Linked DNA regions of Homo sapiens: regions 2 and 3 are each linked to region 1. The links are chromatin contacts, found by Hi-C or POLR2A ChIA-PET in ENCODE. All regions are on one chromosome and are shown on one strand. The core of a region is the stretch at or near the end of the contact, and the rest is flanking DNA. Distances in the headings are between cores, read along the strand shown.

Region 1 (4,418 bases), core at 219-2,718:
TGCTACTGTGAATAATGCTGTGATAAACAGAAGTGCAGGTATGCCTTTGATATCATGATTTCTTTTCCTTTGGAAAAAAAACACAGTAGTGGGATTGCTGGATTATATGGTAGTTCTATTTTTAGCTTTTTGAGAAACATTTACACTGTCTTCCATAATGGCTGTACTCATTTATATTTCCACAAATAGTGTATGAGTTATCTTTTCTTTTCCTCCTCACTAGCATTTGTCATTTTTTGTCTTTTTGACATAGCCATTCTAAGCAGGGTGAGATTATATCTCATTGTGGTTTTGATCTGCATTTCCCTGACGATTAGTGATGTTGAACATTTTTTTGTATACTTCTTGGCCATTTGTATGTCTTCTTTTGAGACATATGTATTCAGATCCTCTGCCCACTTTTTAATGGGATTATTTGTATTTTTGCTGTTGAATTGTTAGAATTCTTTTTATATTCTGGATATTAGTCCTGGTCGAATCAATAGTTTGCAAATATTTTCTCCTATTCTACAGGTGTCTCTTCACTCTGTTGATTGTAAAGAAACTTTTAAACATGTAAATTAATAGATAATTTACAGAATACTAGGTTCTGTGGGGTGGAGGGAAGGTACAGAAATTAATGATTTTGCTGACTTCAAGTTCTTACCACATAGAGGAGATATTAAGAGAAGTATTTGGATAATCATAATCCAAGGCAAAGTCTAATTTTTGGCACAACTCAATGGTTGCTCCAAACAAGCCTAGTACAAAGTTGTTTTGCTAAGTATTACCAAGAATGCTTTTCAAGTAATTATAATAGTTTTTCATGCCTATACTGTGGCAGGCACTAGGCTAAGTGTTCCCTTTCAATTAGCTCACTTGATTCTCATAACAACTTTAGGAGATAGTTCCATTTTACCATCTCTATTTTACAAAGAGGTTAAATAACTTTTCCAAGGTCACACTACTACAGAGTGGATATCTGAGCCAAGCCCAAACAAAATGCTGTGGACAACGTCCTGACTGATGTAATTATCTCAGTCCATTGCAGAAGTAGCACCTGATTCCACTAGGAGCTATTAGCAACGTAAGGATCCGATTTTCTGAAATTCACCAGTAGAGAGGTTGGCCAAGGCCAAGAAAATAGGAGAATCATGATATTTATTAAGACAGGGAAATGGGGAAATCTCTGGATCACGGTGCTGGCCAGGGTAAATATGACCTGGTGTAAAATGATGTAACCCTAGATTTATACCACAGTGTAAATTTCATGAGGGCAGAAACTGCAACTTCATCTTACTCATCCTTGTCTTCCCATCACCAAGCACAATATATGGCACTGAATGGGCATTCAATACACTGATGGTGAAAGAACATATGAGGAACCAGTGGTGAAGGAGTCATTGAGAAATTCATTTACTTCATCATCTGACCATGCTGGTTATCGTGAGAAAGTGAGGCCACATTTAATCTTTGAACAATGCTGTAACTTTGCTTGAGTGAATCACACTAAGGAGGCTGTAGAACAGAGAGGTTATGTACATGCTTTAGAGTCAGGCAGAACATGTTTGGATCTAGGCACCCATAATTACTTGCTCTATGATCTTAGGCAATCTAATTTTCTGGAGTCTTAATTTCCTCAGTTGTAAAACTGGAAGTATAATATCTCATGTGTTGTTACAGAGATTAAAAGTGGTAACAAATATAAACTCTTAGTACAATGTCTGGCACATAGGAAGGGCTGCTATCATTTTTATTCCTTTTGTTGTTATTCATGTTATCATAATGATTATGACTATGAGTCATAACAATGGAGTGGAAAGAGCTCTAGACATCATTAAAATACCTTTGCTCTATTCCTGATATATATATATATATATTTTAAAGTATATTTCTAACTCAGATCTCCTAGGAATTGTATTTTCTGTAAAATATAGTTGTGTAGAAATGAGGTTACATATAGGAGCACTTGGTAAATTGCAAAGCATGATAAAAATGTAAGATGATATTATTTTTCCTTACTTTACATAGTTTTATGATTTGTGCTTTTGGTATCTCCTATTTGGCTTGCTTGACCTTAGCTCTCAAACCTATATTCATAAGAAACACCAGGAGAAATTTAAACCTACAGATTCCTGGGCGTCACCCTTAGAGATTCTGATTCAATAGGTCTGGGTCGGGGATGAAGCTGCATTTTTCAACAGGCTTTTCTGTTGATGCCAGTGCAGTTGTACTGTGGCTACCCTTTGAATAGTGCCACTCTGCGATGTGTAACTAATTTGAAGACTGCCGTGACCACTTCAAATTCTAGATCCTGCTTGGTCCTGAAGCAGTGGTTGGTAAAGGCTACTATGAGAGCTGTGGCCCACTGTGCGTCGTCATTTCTATTTGTAGCTGAGTGGAGTTGGCAGCAGGCACAGGCTGGCAGTCGTTTCCAACACACTCCTTGTCAAAGTACATACTGTTTCTGCAGCTGGCATCTATTCCCTGTACATCCCAATTATAACAGTATTACTGAGTCTTGTGACAGTCACACATTTCATCACCTTGGGGGACTGGGCAGAACAGGTTTGCCATGGCAAGGGTGCCCTGTTCCCTCCTTTCTTTGTATTCATCATAGCCTAGGAATCTTGTTGGTCTTGCTTGGCACTGAGTGTGTGCTGTTCCTAACTGAGGATGTCTGGAGCCCAGAACAGGTCAGAGATTATGTGTAAGCTGCAGGTTTGGAGTTGCAGGTTGTGCCTGCTGTAAAACACTAATTTTTGAAGCATTTCTACTATTAAAATTTTCACTGTTATGATGATCATCATGCTTTGCCCTCCTTTGCTGGGCCTGAATGCCTCAGCAAACCATTCCTACTCCTAGGTGCACATGACTGATCCTCTATAATTTGATGGAAGTATAGGGTGAATTTCACACTACCTGCATAATGGGGAGTTTTGATACCTGCATAATGGGGAGTTTTGATGCCTGCATAACTTTTTCCTCTTAAGGAAGTAAAGGAGATAATACAATAGATGTTGAACTATTGTAGTGAAATGTGTTTATGTATAATACATACTCAAACTGTCTTTACTTAGTAACCTGATTTTTAAAATATGAATAGCAAGTTGACACACAGAAAAACATATATTGAGAGTATCTGTTATTTTGGATAATTACTGGAAGTGTGTTACTCTTGAAAGTTATAGTTAATGAAGATATTAAAATAGATCAGCATTTTTCTTTTTAAAAAAGCTATCCTGACATGGATGTGGGTTTAGTAATTGTTACTGGTAACAGCTTATTTGAGATCAATGTTATATTTATGTTAGTTGGTATCAGCTGGAAAAAGATGATTCTTAAAGGTAAACTCAGGGAGAATAGGCTGAATATAATTAATACAAATAGGAGAAATGACTGTTGTCTTAGTCCATTTGTGTTGCTGTAAAGGAATACTTGAAGCTGGGTAATTTATAGAAAAAGGCTTATATGGCTCACAGTTCTGCAGGCTGTACAAGATGCCTAGCAGCAGCATCTGCTTCTGGTGAGGGCCCCTGGCTGCTTCCACTCGTGGTAGAAGGCTAAGAGGAGCAGGCATGTCCAGATCACATGATGGGAGAAGAAGCAAGAGAAAGAGAAAGAGGAGAGACGTGCCTGGCTCCTCGTAACCACCAGCTGTCATGGAAACTACTAGAGAGAGCACTCACTCATCACTGTAAGGATGGCACCAACGCATTCATTCATGAGAGATCTGCCCCCCTGACGAGAACACCTCCCATTATGCCTTTCCTCCAACCCCAGGAATCAATTTTCAACATGAGATTTGGAGGGGTAAAACAAATCAAACTATACTAACTGACAAATGTAAATATTTACAATAAATATAGTAGTGGTGATATTAGAGACACACTGAATTTTAAGCTGTCTAGCAGAATCTCTCCTAAAAAGATAGCATGGTTCTCGAATGTAAAAATTTGCAAAAGTTAATAAAATACCTTATTTGAGTATTCTGCCTTCCATAACTCAAGGGAAATGTAAGGAGCTTAACAGAGAATAAAAAAATGGTCACAAACGTTATTAAAAGAATGGAAATCTAACCTTATATGGGGAAGTTTCGGGAATAAGGGCTATTTTGCTCTGAAGGAGACAGCTGAGATCTGACTTTGATTTAGTAATGGCCTTCAAAAAATGGACATAAAATGTTAGTATAGAAAGTGATCAATTTTCTCCCCTATCCCACTTTAGCAAGAGCAAAGGGAAGTGTACCTTAGCACAAAGGTTGACAGATTTAGATTTGCAGTTGGTGTTTTTAGGAGAAAATCCTAAAGCATAGAATTCTGAGAGGGAGCTTTAAAAGGCAACACAACCTCTACAGTGTGTGAGGATGGTTTGTGAGTGGTTGCGGCCAGTGTTGGAGAGGTCACAGTGCTTTTCAAGGTTCCTCAACCCTAGAATTC
Region 2 (4,348 bases), core at 1,776-4,275, 83 kb after region 1:
TCAGGGTAAAAAGGGTTTTTCTTGCTGAGTTACCATCTATCTGGAAGACAATAAAATAAAGTAGGGTCCCCATCTCATATCTGGGGTAAAAACTTAAATATAAAGCAATATAAAGAACACTTACAGCCTTGTAAAAAATGTAGGGAAAATATTTAGTCTCAGAAATATGGGGAAAAGAAAGGAAAGCTTTTAACCCAAATAAGAAAATAAGAAATTTTGAAAAGAAAGATGGATATTGCTGACTATATAGAACTACATAGTTATACAGTATAGGCATAAATCATATTATAGCACTTCACTTTTTTGTGCTTTGTAGATACTGCATTTTCTTACAAATTGCAGGTTTGTGGCAACCATGCATTGAGCAAGTCTGTTGGGTTCATTTTTCCAACAACATGTGCTCACTTCATGTCTCTGTGTCACATTTTGGTAACTGTTGCAATATTTCAAACTTTTTCAATATTATTCTATCTGTTATAGTGATCTGTGATGTCACTATTGGGGCACCATAGACTGTCCTCATATAAGAGGGAGAACTTAAATGTATGTATTTTGACTGCTCCACCATGTCTGTGTACAGCCTTTCCTCCATTTCTTTCTCATTCTGCTCTGGCCTTCTTATTCCCTGAGACACAACAATATTGAAATTAAGCCAATTAATAACCCTACAATGGCCTCTAAGTGTTCAAGTGAAAGGAAGAGTTGCATGTCTCTCACTTTAAATCAAAATCTGGAAATGATTAAGCTCAGTAAGGAAGGCAAGTAAAAAGCCAAGAGAGGATGAAGGCTAGGCTTCTTGCTCCAAACAGTAAGCCAAGTTGTAAAAGCAAAGGAAAATTTCTTGAGGAAATTGAAAGTGCTAATTCAGTGAATACATGAATGATAAGAAAGCAAAATAGTGTATTGTTGATATGAAGAAAGTTTTAGTGGTCTAGATATATCAAACTAGCCACAACATTTCCTTAAGCCAAGGCCTAATTCAGACCAACGCCCTAACTCTTTTTAATTCTATGGCTGACAAAGGTGGGGAAGCTGCAGAAGAGAAGTTTAAAGGTAGAAGTGGTTGGTTCAATAGGTTTAAGGTTAAGGTTTATATCACTTCCATAACATAAAAGTGCAAGGTGAAGCAGCAAAAGCTGATGTAGAAGTTGCAGCAAGTTATCCAGAAGATCTAGCTAAGATTATTGATGAAAGTGGCTACACTAAATAGCAGATTTTCAAAGTAGACAAAATAGTCTTTCTTTAGAAGAAGATGCCATCCAGGACTTTAATAGCTAGAGGAAGTCAATGCCTGTCTTCAAAGCTTCAAAGGACAAGGGGACTCTCTTGTTAAGGGCTAATGCCGTTGGTGACTTTAAGTTGAAACCAATGCTCATTTTACATTCCAAAAATCTTAGGACCCTTAAGAATTATGCTAAATCTGTTCTGTCTGTGCTCTATAAATAGAATAACAAAACCTGGATTACAGCACATCTGTTTACAGTATAGATTACTGAATATTTTAAGCTCACTGTTGAGACCTACTGCTTAGAAAGAAGACATTATTCAAAGTATAACTGCTCCTTGACAATACACCTCATCATTCAAAAGCTCTGAGGGAGATGCATAAGGAGATTAATGCATTTTCATGCCTGCTAATGTAGCATCTGTTCTGAAGCCTATGGATGAAGGAGTAATTTTGACTTTCAAGCCTCATTATTTCAGAAATAAATTTTGTAAAACAATAGTTGTCAGAAAGTGATTTTGCTGATAAAATTGAAATCCTTCTGGCAAGGATTCACCATTCTAGATGCCATTAAGAACATTTGTGATTCATGGGAGGAAGTAAAAGTATGCACATTATAAGGAGTTTGGAAGTTATTGATCTCAACCCTCCTGCATGACTTTGTGGGGTTCAAGACTACAGTGGAGGAAGTAACTACAGATGAGGTGGAACTAGCAAGGGAACTAGAGTCAGAAGTGCAGCCTGAGGATGTGACTGAATTGCTACAATCTCATGATAAATCTTGAACAGATGAGGTGTTGCTTTTTCTGGATGCGGTCCCTTGATACGGAATCTACTCCTGGCATAGATGCTATAAATGTTGTTGAAATGATCACAAAGAATATTACATAAAGTTAGTTGATAAAGCAGTGGCAAATATGGAGAAGATTGATTCTGATTTTGAAAAATGTTCTACTGAGAGCGTGTAAAATGCTCCCAAACAGCACTGTATGCTACACTGAAATCTTTTGTGAAATGAAGAGCCAATCGATGTGGCCAACTTTATTATTGTCTTATTTTAAGCCATCAACATTGAGGCAAAACCCTTCTCAAGAAAAAGATTATGACTCTCTGAAAGCTGAGATGATTGTTAGCAATTTTTAGCAATAAAGTAGTGTTTTTTTTTTTTTTTTTTTCCTTGAGATGGAGTTTCGCTCTTGTTGCCCAGGCTGGAGTGCAGTGTCATGATCTTGGCTCACTGGAACCTCTGCCTCCTGGGTTCAAGCGATTCTCCTGTCTCAGCCTCCCAAGTAGCTGAGATTACAGGTGTGCACCACCATGTCCAGCTAATTTTGTATTTTTAGTAGAGACAGGGTTTCACCATGTTGTCCAGGCTGGCCTTGAACTCCTGATCTCAAGTGATCCACCTGCCTCGGCCTCCCAGAGTTCTGGGATTACAGGCATGAGCCACCGCACCTGGCCAATAAAGTAGTTTTTATGTGTATTTTTTAAAGACATGATGCTATTTCATTATGTCTAAAAGAAGAATATAGTAAACACTTAATATGCTATGGTATAGCATAAATATAAATTTGTGTGACTTCCTTTATTGTTATCTTTACTTTATTGTGGTGGTCTAGCACCAAATCTGCAATATCTCTGAAGTATGCTTGCATTTATTTTTGGTCATTGGAAGAAATACCTTTAAAAGTATTGTATTTACTGTTAAGAATATTTAAAGGAAATGAGCATGTACTGAAACTTTGCTGATTCATGCTGCAGGAATCGGCCTCAAAAAGTCTTGAAGCCCAGGCCTATTAATACTTGGAGATATAAATCGAAGAACATTTCCTTGTATTCCTGTATTCAGTAAATGGTAATAATGCACTATGGTTGTTACCAGCCATTGGCATTTGATAAACAAACAAGCACATAGACTGAGTCTCTACAAGAACTGAAAGAAGCCAGGAAGTTATAAGGCCTCTTAGAATGTAAAAAACAAAAACAAAAAAAACAAAACAAACAAGCAAACAAACAAAAAACAAGCTTTCAGAAGAACCAGATGGAATTTTAATCTGAGATCTCATTGACTGGGCTTCCAAAGAGCAATGAAGTTTGTCCTTCAATTTAAAATACGCTCCTGGTTCCCCAGCTCTGATTATTTAGCTGTATGCAAATCCAGTATCATTTTCTTATCTGTCAGTGGAGCTTGAGTCCTTTGTTTGTGTCTGTTGGTGTCTTATTCTTGTACATGTGTCATCCTTGTACATGCCAGAGAACTGCTTTCACTCATTTATTACATGTGCATGCCAGAGAATTCCTTTCACTCATTTATTCAACAAATATCTAATGAATGCCTACCACGGGGTAGGCACTGTGCTAGGTACAATCTGTGTTTAAACTTGTATTAGGGCAGCTTTTTTGTTACCTTAGTAAAGTACTCTCTGGAAAAACTTCAAGACATTCTTGTCTACCTTTCTAATATTAATAGCTTCCTATAAAGGGTTCCTACAATGGATGTGCTAGAGAAAATGCTACTTATTGTAGTGTGGTGGAGTGCCTTACACTGCATTCTGTACAACAATAAATACTATAGAAAGGTTCTAGTGCATTTGATGATATCTGGCCAGCTTACCCATAATAACTCTGACTTCATTGTGGAAGAAAGCCCTTCTATGCAAGGCATAAAATCCAATTGATTTTTATGAAATAAGATGCTATGAAGAAGAAGTGCATTAAGTGTTCTGTATCACAATAATTCTACCTTGTAAGCTAAATGGTTTTTGCAACACTGTTGAAAATGCTGTCACTATTCTGAGCATACATAAAAGAGCAAGATAAGGCCAATAATTTAAAAGTCAATGCTACTCCTACTCAAAGATTTCTTCCCTCAATTAATAAAGCATTTTCTCCTCTGTGTCAGTTAAAAATAAAATTCAAAATAGCTTTATATGATATGATCAGACACAAAGCCATGTGTAAGTTATGTGGATTTTACAAATTTTCTTTATTGAATTCTGGGGTGCAACTATCTTAGGCTTCTACTAAGGTACCTTATCACATCTGTTATGTATATTTAAAATGATATATATTTACTTTAAAAGAATTGATCAATTCTTTTAAAATTGGTTTATTTCAGCAAGC
Region 3 (4,382 bases), core at 1,876-4,375, 110 kb after region 1:
ATATGTCTTTGGATTGTTTTAGTTTTTATTTTTAGTGAAATAAGGGGTAAACTGAGAGTTAAGAATGGAAAAATTTGGAGAATTCTGAGGAGAGAGAAGAATGTGTGAAATAAACATTTCGGAGAATAAGAGAATGAATTGATCAGATGAAGGCAATGTTTGAGAGTCAATTTGAAATGTGTAGTCATAAATTTAAAGTGCCATTGGTCAATATGACAAGTTTTTTTCTAGCCATGTTCAGTTTCATGAGTAAGAAGAGAACAAATGGTAAATTTAGTTTCTCTTCAGTTGTTTATTGTGAGATGTGTAAGATAGAGAGAGAAAAGAGCAAAGAATTTAGGGTCCGTGCAGGCAATGGATTGTGATTAAAATGATGAACCACCATGGAATTCTAGGCTATTTTAACAGGGAGGAAAGGACAAGGTAAGTGACTGCTGATAAACTTATTAGGGCCACTGTATTGTGGATCCCATGGAGTCAAAGAATCATTGGAGTGGAGGTACTTCTGGAAATGGATGGAGAAGACAATAAGTGGTTGTGATTTAACAGGTTTTATGCTATTGGTGATTATAAGTTCTAAGATGTGACCATGGGAGTGGGGTGGGAGAAGTGGCCTGGAGATTAGAAAATCTGACGTAAGGAGTTCTAGGAGCTGAAATACCTGGATGGTTCTTTTATGTGAACATTGCAATTATTAAAAATTATTATAGAAGAAATGTGGAGAAAAAGGCAACAATCCTAGGGTTTATGTCTTTAGTGAGTGAAGGGGGATTGTCTAAGACCATTTGTGCAGATACAACAAAATACCACAGACTGGGTAATTTATAAATCATTATTTATTACTCACAATTTTAGCAGCTAGAAAGTCCAAGATCAAGGCCATAGAAGAGATTGTGTCTGGTGAGGGCTGCTCTCTGCTTCCTTCTTGTTATATCCTCCAGAAGGGATGAACACTATGTCCTCACATGGAGGAAGGGATGGAAAGGGCAAAAGAGAGAGAGACAGTGCTCCTGTACCTCTTTTATAAGGTCATTAATCCCATTCAAGAAAGTTCTGTCCTCATGACTTAATCACTCCCTAAAGGCCCCAGCTCTTAATACTATCATATTGGTGGTTAAGCTTCAACATATGAATTTTGGAGGGGCACATACATGTAAACCATAGCAGGGATAATCAGGAGGATGAAAGATGACTGTGGGAGCAGGGGTAGAGGAGTCTGTAATCTGATGGCCTGTACTTTAGAGTAGCTAAGTGGTTTCATTTGATTTTTTTGAGAAGGCAAAAATAATGATGGGAAATAATAATGAAGGGAAAAATAATAATAGGGTACAGAGGAGCAAAAATGATGCTCTCATTTTCAGCCAGGTTAGCATTAGGATGGGAAGGAATGTTATTGGAGAGATTTAGAAGAGAAGTCATTTGCTGATGGCAGACTATGAGTTCCAAACATTACAATGAAATGTTTCTGCAGTAATGGAGGAGTAAGAAATTAGGCTGGACCAGGAGCTACAGAGAGCCTTATGAAGAGGGGAATCTTGGTCATAAGGGATGACCTGAGGTTTAGAGCTCCTTGTGATGACTGAGACAAGCAGAGATGTAGTCAAGGAAGATATTCAAAATATTTTGCTAACAACCATTATGGCATGGGCCCTCACCAGTCAGAATGGGCACCATTCTGTCATAATGGCCCAGTTATAAACAATTGTTATTTTGCTATCAGTGCTTCCAAACTGAATCCCACTTTTGGATGATGGGGCTGGTTCTCATGGCAGGCTCCTCCTTGGGTTTGTTTTTTAGGGCAGTTTGGTATGGCAAGGCTGAAAATGTGTAGTTGGAGAATATTGGGAGCTCTGTGGACTCCATCTTCAATTCTCCTAGGGCACTCCCAATTATAAATGTCTGTAATATATAGTTGTAATATTTTCTAAAAGAAAAGAACTTGGAGTTCAAAGATATAAAAGCAACCCTTGCTCTGTATTGACTAATTGCTTGAGCTTTAGAAAGTACTGTAACTGTTCTGGGCCTCAGTTCTCTCACCTACAGTATGAATTAGACTGGATTAGAACATTTCTAAGGTCCCCTTTGGTGGCAAGGACTTGAAATACGACTTATAGCTTGCTTATAAACATTTGCTTCATCTACATTTTTCAGCTGAGGTGCTATTTTGATTTTGTCATTTGCACTGAGTCTTTTCAGTCTTTTGATAAATGTTCCCTACATCAAAATGTCCCTAACTTCAAACAAGTTATTTTCAGTCTATTATGTAGTGATTTTCTGATTTGGTAAGGAAAAAGAAACCACGGAATTTCTATTTTCTATCTTAAACTTGTTCAGTCTTTCTTCTACTTACTCTTTCAATACTCCTAAGGGAAAAATAATTTTTTTTAAGTCTTCTGGGAGAATTTTTCATTTTTGCTAGTTGTTACATATTTTCCTGAAAGTTTTTAAAGTACTTAACTGTTAAGTGCATTTAAATTATTCCTAAACTTTTAAAGACTTTTTTAAAAGTTAAAGATTGCCTCCTTTGTGGTTAAAATTAAAAACAAGAAACAAGGGACCCTGAAAAAGAACTCATGCTATGTCACTTGTTTAGACAGTTTCAAGGCCACTGAGACTGTTACTAAAACTTCATCTTTTCTTAATGCTGTTCATCTTGCTGCTTCTTTTTTATTCTATGAAAAAAATATTTTTAAACAAATTGTCAGGAACTTTTGGATGCTAGACACAGAAGCGACTTAAATGGATTGTGTTAGTTACCCATTACTATGTCCCTGGTTGCTCTGAAACTGAGCTTCTTAAAAGGACCCACACTTTTTAATCTCAAGGTCTCTCTGGGTCAGGAATCTGAGCACAGTTTAGCTTGGCTCTCTATTTCATGGTCGCTCACAAGGTTATAGTCATGCTGTCAGCCAGGTGTCAGCAGTGTCATCTGGCGGCTAGAATGGTAAATGATCCACTACCTAAATCATTCAGTGGTTACTGGTAACATTCAGTTCCTTGGGCCACTGTTGGACCAAGTGTCTTAGTGAAATTGGGGAGCTCCCTGACTCCTTTGTGAGCAGGAACTGGAGAGGCTCATTTCACTCAGCCTGCCTCTGGCCACTCCTCACAGGAGGAAGCATGCAAATTAAGCGAGTGCAGAAACTGGAGCGAAGGAAAGCTGGAACGGCTGGCCACTTCTCTCTGGTGGGAGCAGGCCCTGTGCTGGCCCCACAGGATTGTCCAAATGTATTACAATGCTCTTTTAGCAGTTGCTGTCCACTGACGGCTAAGTGTTAACCAGAGCAGTGTAGAGTCAGGGCGAGAGCCTTTTACAGCCTGCCATCTTGGTACCCAGGTCCTTGTTCAGTGTCCAGGAAGAATCAGGTCTTGAAGGATGGTGAATGCGGAGGTTTTATTGAGTTATAAAGGTGGTTCTCATCTGAGATGGAAGCTGCCTCTGTCTGCTTTAAATTAGTTATCTTTATAGCCAGAATAAACAAATAACTCAGTTTTCTACTTTTCTAGTTTTTATGAGCTAAGTAGTTTAATAGACTGCCCAAAGGCAGTCTTATCTGCACCTATCTATAGCATGAAAGAAAAAGCTCAGTCTTTAAATTCAGGCAGATCTAGATTTGAAACTTCACCCTGATTAAATGACATTACCTATTCTCTCTGAGTTTTAGTTTCCTCATTTACAAAAATGTGACAACATCTTTCACACAGGGTGGTTATGAGCAATAAAACAATTACAGGAAAAGGTGCAATGCATGGCACGTAGTAGCAGTAAAATCAATTATGATTTTTACTACTATAATATTTATAATTTAATATTAATATATTTGTATTAATGATAGTAGTAATAATTATCACTCTTTTTACTTTCTCATTATGTTTTTTCCAAAAAATATGATTTCCTAAAAGCACAATAATACGTTATTTCATTATTTATAATTGTAACAATTGTATTTGTTTGTAGGATCAGGTATTCAAAAATATTTTTCCACTTTCTCCTGTGATTCATTTTGTGTGTCTGTTGCAATCTTATCAGCCAGAATGTAAATTTTGTAAAGCGTGCTAGACTGAATTTAATTGTTAGACATGACTCATTCTTTTCATAAAGACAATACAAATTTTCTTGCAAGATATTGACAGTGTAACTTGGTGAATCATATCGGATTAAATATTTTATTAATATTTAGTGATCACTAGCAATATTGTGTTAATATTTTATTAATATTTAGTAATTACTCTCCATGTGCTGTTTTATTGAGTTATAAAGATGGTTCTCAGTGGGATGGGGAGCTGGAAAGGGGATGGAGTGGGAAGATAATCTCCAACCATCTAGCTGCCTCTTCGACGTTCAGATGCTTCTTCTCTTCTCTCCTCTGCCGTGCCACTCT

Evidence for each region. A loop is a pair of places that touch in the nucleus more often than their neighbours do. ChIA-PET counts read pairs that join two places held with the same protein, here RNA polymerase II (POLR2A). Pooled maps may share reads with other maps.
Region 2: a loop to region 1 is called in a map of PC-9, with 3 times the contacts of the local background. The contact joins two enhancer-like sites. A Hi-C loop is called at or near these places in 8 of 168 maps with a recorded cell type or tissue (PC-9, Right ventricle myocardium inferior, heart left ventricle and 2 more) and 3 of 50 pooled maps. POLR2A ChIA-PET finds 5 or more read pairs at or near these places in 1 of 52 experiments (RWPE1).
Region 3: a loop to region 1 is called in a map of gastrocnemius medialis, with 2.8 times the contacts of the local background. The contact joins two enhancer-like sites. A Hi-C loop is called at or near these places in 7 of 168 maps with a recorded cell type or tissue (Right ventricle myocardium inferior, gastrocnemius medialis and heart right ventricle) and 10 of 50 pooled maps.

What each region holds. Positions count from the first base shown.
Region 1 is chr5:107,215,986-107,220,403 of GRCh38, reverse strand. No RefSeq gene overlaps it. Among named protein-coding and RNA genes, the nearest start is that of LINC01950, 210 kb to the right of the region's middle. Within about 2 kb of position 1,468, at least 7 of the 41 ENCODE cell types and tissues checked have a DNase peak (open chromatin) inside an H3K27ac peak, as active enhancers do; they include PC-9 and gastrocnemius medialis, where a contact is called at or near this core.
Region 2 is chr5:107,134,253-107,138,600 of GRCh38, reverse strand. No RefSeq gene overlaps it. Among named protein-coding and RNA genes, the nearest start is that of LINC01950, 130 kb to the right of the region's middle. Within about 2 kb of position 3,025, at least 3 of the 41 ENCODE cell types and tissues checked have a DNase peak (open chromatin) inside an H3K27ac peak, as active enhancers do; they include PC-9, where a contact is called at or near this core.
Region 3 is chr5:107,103,399-107,107,780 of GRCh38, reverse strand. No RefSeq gene overlaps it. Among named protein-coding and RNA genes, the nearest start is that of LINC01950, 95 kb to the right of the region's middle. Within about 2 kb of position 3,125, at least 2 of the 41 ENCODE cell types and tissues checked have a DNase peak (open chromatin) inside an H3K27ac peak, as active enhancers do; they include gastrocnemius medialis, where a contact is called at or near this core.